Regions from separate parts of the Homo sapiens genome. Here region 1 is linked to region 2. A link is a contact called in ENCODE Hi-C or POLR2A ChIA-PET data. All regions are on one chromosome and are shown on one strand. Each heading gives the region's core, a stretch centred on a gene start or an enhancer-like site at or near the end of the contact. The rest is flanking DNA. Distances are from core to core; before and after follow the strand shown. Region 1 holds the start of FOXE1 (forkhead box E1). Region 2 holds the start of ANP32B (acidic nuclear phosphoprotein 32 family member B).

Region 1 (2,859 bases), core at 179-2,678, 130 kb before region 2:
CCCTCAGCTCACCGCCACGAAGAACGCGACTAAAACCCTGGAAGGCATGCCACCCGTTACTGGCCAGAACTCTCGTCTTGGGATCTCCCACACTCACCTGGCACCACCATCCGCGCGGCTCTGCACCCACAGCCCCGGCCCGCCCCCCCCCCCCACCCCGGAAAGCTGCGTCCGGGCTGGAGCCACTGGAACCCGCGCCAAGGCCCGGAATCCTATACGTAGCAGGGGCCTCGGAGATCAGCACACGCCCTCCAGCTGCTATTTAACAGAGTAGAACACTGAGGCCCTGCGAGGGGACAAGGACAGGCCCTGGATCTCCCAGTGAATGGCCAGGGAACGAACCCGGGCCAGAGGGGCCGCGCCGCGAGGATCTCAGGTTAGGACCAAGTTCCGGCTCAGGGACAGCAGGAAAGGAACTCAGAAATTGGACACCCATGAAGCAAACGTGTCCCGACTGCCCGCCCCTTCCCCCGGAGACGCGCCCACCCGGCCACCGCTCTCTTCCCACTCCCCCATTACCCGCAGCCCTCACTCCCCGCTGCGGGAAGGGGCTGCTTGGCTGCCTCTGGGGGTCTTCAGAGCTACCCTGGTCCCGGGGGATTGGAGGAGGAGGTTACCTATCCTGCGTCGTCTTTAATCCGTGCACCACTATCCATCAAATAGAGACAGATCCTGGGCCTCTCAAAGACGGATGATTGGGGGTGGTGATTGGCCTATCCCTAAATATCTACCACGCAAGGACTCTTGAGAGATCCAGACCCCGGTACAGTCGAGGGACCTGGGGCCCAAAAAGGGAAAGCGGCTACCTCTACCACACAGTTGGGAAGCGCAGTCCTAAAGGAGACGCAGGTTGGAGACTCCGCTAAGCGGAGAAGCCGCAGTGGGGCCATGGCAAGTCACCTTCCCTTTCGGGCCTAGGAATACTCATTCGAAAGATGGGGGGACTGGAGTGCCGAGTGGCTGTGGCAGCCACGATTGGGGTTTGGAAACCATCCTGAAAGGCCCGGGGAGCCAGTCTCCTGGAACTTCTCCCTCCCCATTCCCACAAAAACCAAGCGCCCTCTCGGCCAATTCTCACCCTCTCAGGACAAAAAAGTGAGATGAGCCCGTCCTTTCACCTGCGAGTCCAAGCCCTTGGCAGAGGCCTGAAAAGTCCGAAAACTCCGAGTTCGGGCGCTGAGGTCTCCCGAGCCGGTTCCTGAACTCTCCGGGCCTCAGTCGATCGGGGTGCGGAGGGGGCCGACCCGGGGGATCTCCAAGCGCCCTCCCCGCCCTGACGCTGTGGGGCTCCTACCGCGCCGCCACAGCTGCTCCTACCTGGGGAGGTGCGCCCGGGCCCCGGGGGGCGGGCAGTCGGGGGGCGGGCAGGGAACCGGTGCCGCCCCACGCTTCGTGGCCCCTTTAAGGAGGGGAAGCCGGCGGAGGGAGGAGCCGGTCCGGTGTGTGCAGGGGAGCGCCTCGCCAGCGGTCCGCAGGGCTGGAGACCCACGCCGTGGAGAGGACCAGCCTCAGGTCGCCCCGCCTGGGCCCGCGCCCCGACCTCGCTGCCCCCGCCTCGCCTCTCTGCCCGTGGCGCTTACGGCCACCTTGGCCTCGGGGGCAGGGCATGGGCGGCCCCCGCCAGATCGCCCAGCGCCAGTACTAACTGCCCTCGCTCTGGCCTTCGAGCCCGAAGCCTCTTCTGCGCGCACAACCTAGGCAGTAATCCTAAACTAGCGGGCACCACAGACCAGCTGCAGCCACCCCAACCCAGGGATCACTTCCGGACCCCTCGACCGCCCGGCACCAGCGCGCAAGGGACCCTTCAGCCGGAGACCAGAGTCCAGTCCCGGTCACGAGGCCACCGCCGCTGCCCGCCTCGAGAAGCACCACGCGGGCTGAGCCGTCGGCTAGCGGGTCACTCCCGAGCCTCTGTCTGCACCGCGCCAGCCCCAGACCACGGACGCTGAGCCTCCAGCGCGTGCCAGCCTGGGCCGCTGGGCTCTCGGGGCCAGCCCGCGACGATCCCCTGAGCTCTCCGCAGAAGGGCCGAGCGTCCGTTCCGGGGACGCCAGGCCCGCCCCCGCCCCCCGACAGCCGCGGGGATCCAGAGCCCGGGGGTGCGGGACGCCCGCGCCATGACTGCCGAGAGCGGGCCGCCGCCGCCGCAGCCGGAGGTGCTGGCTACCGTGAAGGAAGAGCGCGGCGAGACGGCAGCAGGGGCCGGGGTCCCAGGGGAGGCCACGGGCCGCGGGGCGGGCGGGCGGCGCCGCAAGCGCCCCCTGCAGCGCGGGAAGCCGCCCTACAGCTACATCGCGCTCATCGCCATGGCCATCGCGCACGCGCCCGAGCGCCGCCTCACGCTGGGCGGCATCTACAAGTTCATCACCGAGCGCTTCCCCTTCTACCGCGACAACCCCAAAAAGTGGCAGAACAGCATCCGCCACAACCTCACACTCAACGACTGCTTCCTCAAGATCCCGCGCGAGGCCGGCCGCCCGGGTAAGGGCAACTACTGGGCGCTTGACCCCAACGCGGAGGACATGTTCGAGAGCGGCAGCTTCCTGCGCCGCCGCAAGCGCTTCAAGCGCTCGGACCTCTCCACCTACCCGGCTTACATGCACGACGCGGCGGCTGCCGCAGCCGCCGCCGCCGCCGCCGCCGCCGCCGCCGCCATCTTCCCAGGCGCGGTGCCCGCCGCGCGCCCCCCCTACCCGGGCGCCGTCTATGCAGGCTACGCGCCGCCGTCGCTGGCCGCGCCGCCTCCAGTCTACTACCCCGCGGCGTCGCCCGGCCCTTGCCGCGTCTTCGGCCTGGTTCCTGAGCGGCCGCTCAGCCCAGAGCTGGGGCCCGCACCGTCGGGGCCCGGCGGCTCTTGCG
Region 2 (3,045 bases), core at 464-2,963:
GTAGCCCCCCACCATGCTATGACTCCACTCTAGCCAGACTGATGATGTAGCACAAGATGGTGGGCTGTGGAGTCAGACCTATCTGGGTGTAAATCCTAGCTCTGCTTCTTGCTGGACGTGCAGCTTAAGATTCCTGAGCTCCTCATCTGTAAAATGATTAAATTATCACCTACTTCAGAAAGTTGTCTGAGAATTAGAGAAATAATATCAAGCCCCTTAAAGCAGATCCTCAATAATCGCTTGTTGGCTCATGAAACCGATTTTTTGTTTTGTTTTGTTTTGTTTGGTAAAAGCCCTCATTGCATAGCCCTGTGGTTCTCATAACCTTAGTTACAGACCTTTTGTAACCCTGAGAACATCTGTCTCCATTTTCCCTTGTCATAAAGACGTCTGCTGAGACTACAAACGGAGTCAGGGAACTACTACCAGAAAGTTTTTCTTTTCCCATATTCCTTCTAAAACTTTCATCTTCAAATGTTAACTCACTCAGTATTTTAAAAGCTGATATATAATTGGTTTACAACTAAATTTGGGTTGTTTGCCACTAAAACTTAGGTAAAATAGGAAAGGGGGCACTTTCTTAACTTCCATAAAACTTCATGTTAATACATAGAATTTCAAGTTTTTCTTTAACAAATTGTTCTTAGTTTTTGGTGCTTCTTGTCAGTACGATCTTCTTAGATTGTATTTGATTTGACACATTATGTATTTACTTATTGTACGCTGAATATAACGTCATTCCCCGGTGTTCTGCAAAGCACAACACTCATCCCGATCTGGTGCTCTAACCCCTGGGACCCTTTGGGCCAGACCATGACAAAGGCTGCCTGCCAGGTTTCAGCGAAACTTAGACCACCAAGAATTTACACACTTCACAGGGGTGCCCTAAGGAATAAATGAGATTAAAAAAAAAAGTCTGCGGGGAAACCCTGAGGCCCTATTAGAAATGCTAATCGTTTCCTTCTCTAGCTCCTATTAAAATGTTAGAAAACCGAGGGAGACTCTCCTGAACAGGGTGGGGATGCTCGGCTGCTCTGTGGCTTAGCAAGCGACCCCAGCTGCCCTGCCAGGGCCGGTCGGCCGCGATTCCGTCCCGACGGGGGGGATCCTCGGCGGCACTACGGACGCCAGTCTGCCAAGGAGGCAGCGGGGTTCGGCCTGTTGGCCCCAGACTGTGTGGCAGGCAAAAGGTGAACGTCAAAGCCTGTCCCCGGCTTCTTCACATCTCGCGCCTCCGCGGGCGTCGGGCCGCCCCCGTGAGCCTCCCCGGATGGACTGGGTTTTAGGGACCCCCGCAGCCGGACTGCAAAGCTTCCCACCAACCCTTCCCGCGAACCTCCCAGCCCGGGCCGCAAGCCCAGCTCCGGGCGCGACGACGTGGGGCCGGAGGTAGAAGGAGTCTCAGCGCGGCGGGGGCCGGGGGGCGGGGAAGCCCCCCCACCCACGAGAAAGGTCTTACATCAGCCGCCCCACGTGCAATCGGAGAGAGGGAGGAAGTCGCTCCTCTATTCGGGCTGCGCCTTTCCCCAGCCTCCGCCCCGCCCGCCGCGAGTCTCCCCGCCCCGCCTTGGTGCAGCCGCGGCCGCCGAGCCGAGCAGCGCCGCGCGGGGCCGAGTGGAGCCGAGCAGCTGCCGCGCCGCGTCGCCGGTTTAAGCGCAGTGCAGGCCGCGGCCGGGGGCGGCGGTAGTGAGCCCAGCGCTGCGCTCCAGCCCCCTTTTCCCTCCATGGTTTCTCTCCGCTCCCGTGAGTAACTTGGCTCCGGGGGCTCCGCTCGCCTGCCCGCACGCCGCCCGCCACCCAGGACCGCGCCGCCGGCCTCCGCCGCTAGCAAACCCTTCCGACGGCCCTCGCTGCGCAAGCCGGGACGCCTCTCCCCCCTCCGCCCCCGCCGCGGAAAGTTAAGTTTGAAGAGGGGGGAAGAGGGGAACATGGACATGAAGAGGAGGATCCACCTGGAGCTGAGGAACCGGACCCCGGCAGCTGTAAGCAGAGACCCCTCTGGGTGCCCTCTCCCCCGATGACTTGCATGTAATGGTGGCCACCTGCGGGGCCCGGGCTGAGGGTTCGCCGGCCCCGGCGCGGGGAAGAGCGCAGCTCGTGGGCTCGGACGGGGAAGGCGGGCGGGCGCGGAGGGGGGAGCGAGCGCGCGAGGATTAACTCTTTGCCGCCCGCGGGCCCCTGGGGCGGCCGGGGGGAGGCAGCGGTGTGGGGGAAAGCAAACTTTGAGCGCTTCGCCCGCCGGGGTCTTTCCCCTGAGGGAGCGCGTGTGCAAGTGGCCGGCGGCGAGAGAGGGAGGCGGGGGTTGTGTAACGCTGGGAGCCATGTTTGCAGCCTCCCGGGATGCGCGGCCGGGCGGAGGCCCGGCCTGCCGAGGAGCTGCGCGGCCATCCCCGCCTGGGCCAGGCCGGGCTCCGCGCGCCCCGGGCCGGCCGGGGAAGGGGCGCGGGTGGGGCGGGACGGGGGCTCTTGTGGCCGGAGCTCGCCGTGGGCGCCGGCCCGGCCGAGGTCAGCAGTCGTGGGGCGAGGAGGGGGCTTTTTTCTTTTGAAGGGAGCGAGAAGCCCCCTCGGGCGCCTGGAGGCCTGGGCGGGCGCGGCCCGGCGCGCGGAGCGGGGGAGGGGCGGGCCAGGGCGGCGGAGGTGGCGCAACCGCCGCCCCTCCCGAGGCCAAGTTTGAAAAAAGGACGTGGTTCCCGCCATTTTTCAAGCCCAAAAATAAAACTTTCTCCCCCGTTCTCTCGCTCCCTCTTCGCCCTCGGCCTTGCCCACTCCTGCCTCCCAGGGGCAGCCCGGGTCGACCAAGGCCAACCGTTGTGGCGACGGCCTCGCCCTTCCCCCTGTGCCGCGGCGGCGGCGCCCGGGGCCCCTGCCCTTGCCCCGGGAGGCTGGCCCCTCCGTGTGGGCGGGCGGCGGCTCTTCACGCCAGCCGGGGCGCGCCACAGGCCGCCGCAGCGCCATGTTGGCGGGTGCCCGTCTCCCTGCGCCTGGTGAGCCGGCCCACGAGCTTGGCCTTGCCCGCCCGCCCTCGGCGCTGGCTGGCGGCCGCCT

The links. A loop is a pair of places that touch in the nucleus more often than their neighbours do. ChIA-PET counts read pairs that join two places held with the same protein, here RNA polymerase II (POLR2A). Pooled maps may share reads with other maps.
Region 1: a loop to region 2 is called in a pooled map, with 5 times the contacts of the local background. The contact joins the promoter of FOXE1 here to the promoter of ANP32B in region 2. A Hi-C loop is called at or near these places in 5 of 50 pooled maps. POLR2A ChIA-PET finds 5 or more read pairs at or near these places in 3 of 52 experiments (activated CD4-positive, alpha-beta T cell, activated CD8-positive, alpha-beta memory T cell and activated T-cell).

The regions. Positions count from the first base shown.
Region 1 is chr9:97,851,798-97,854,656 of GRCh38, forward strand. It overlaps FOXE1 (forkhead box E1), which reads left to right and starts at 1,429. Exons shown (of 1, transcript NM_004473.4): 1 at 1,429-2,859. The coding sequence starts at 2,118. PTCSC2 (papillary thyroid carcinoma susceptibility candidate 2) reads right to left here and starts at 1,283. Exons shown (of 11, transcript NR_147055.1): 1 at 1,119-1,283. RefSeq lists an enhancer at 1-397.
Region 2 is chr9:97,981,628-97,984,672 of GRCh38, forward strand. It overlaps ANP32B (acidic nuclear phosphoprotein 32 family member B), which reads left to right and starts at 1,714. Exons shown (of 7, transcript NM_006401.3): 1 at 1,714-1,982. The coding sequence starts at 1,929. All of the region lies in intron 2 of LOC124902226 (a long non-coding RNA gene), which reads right to left. RefSeq lists silencers at 1,284-1,943, 2,094-2,183, 2,374-2,453, 2,524-2,723, 2,734-2,783 and 1 more and an enhancer at 1,584-2,466.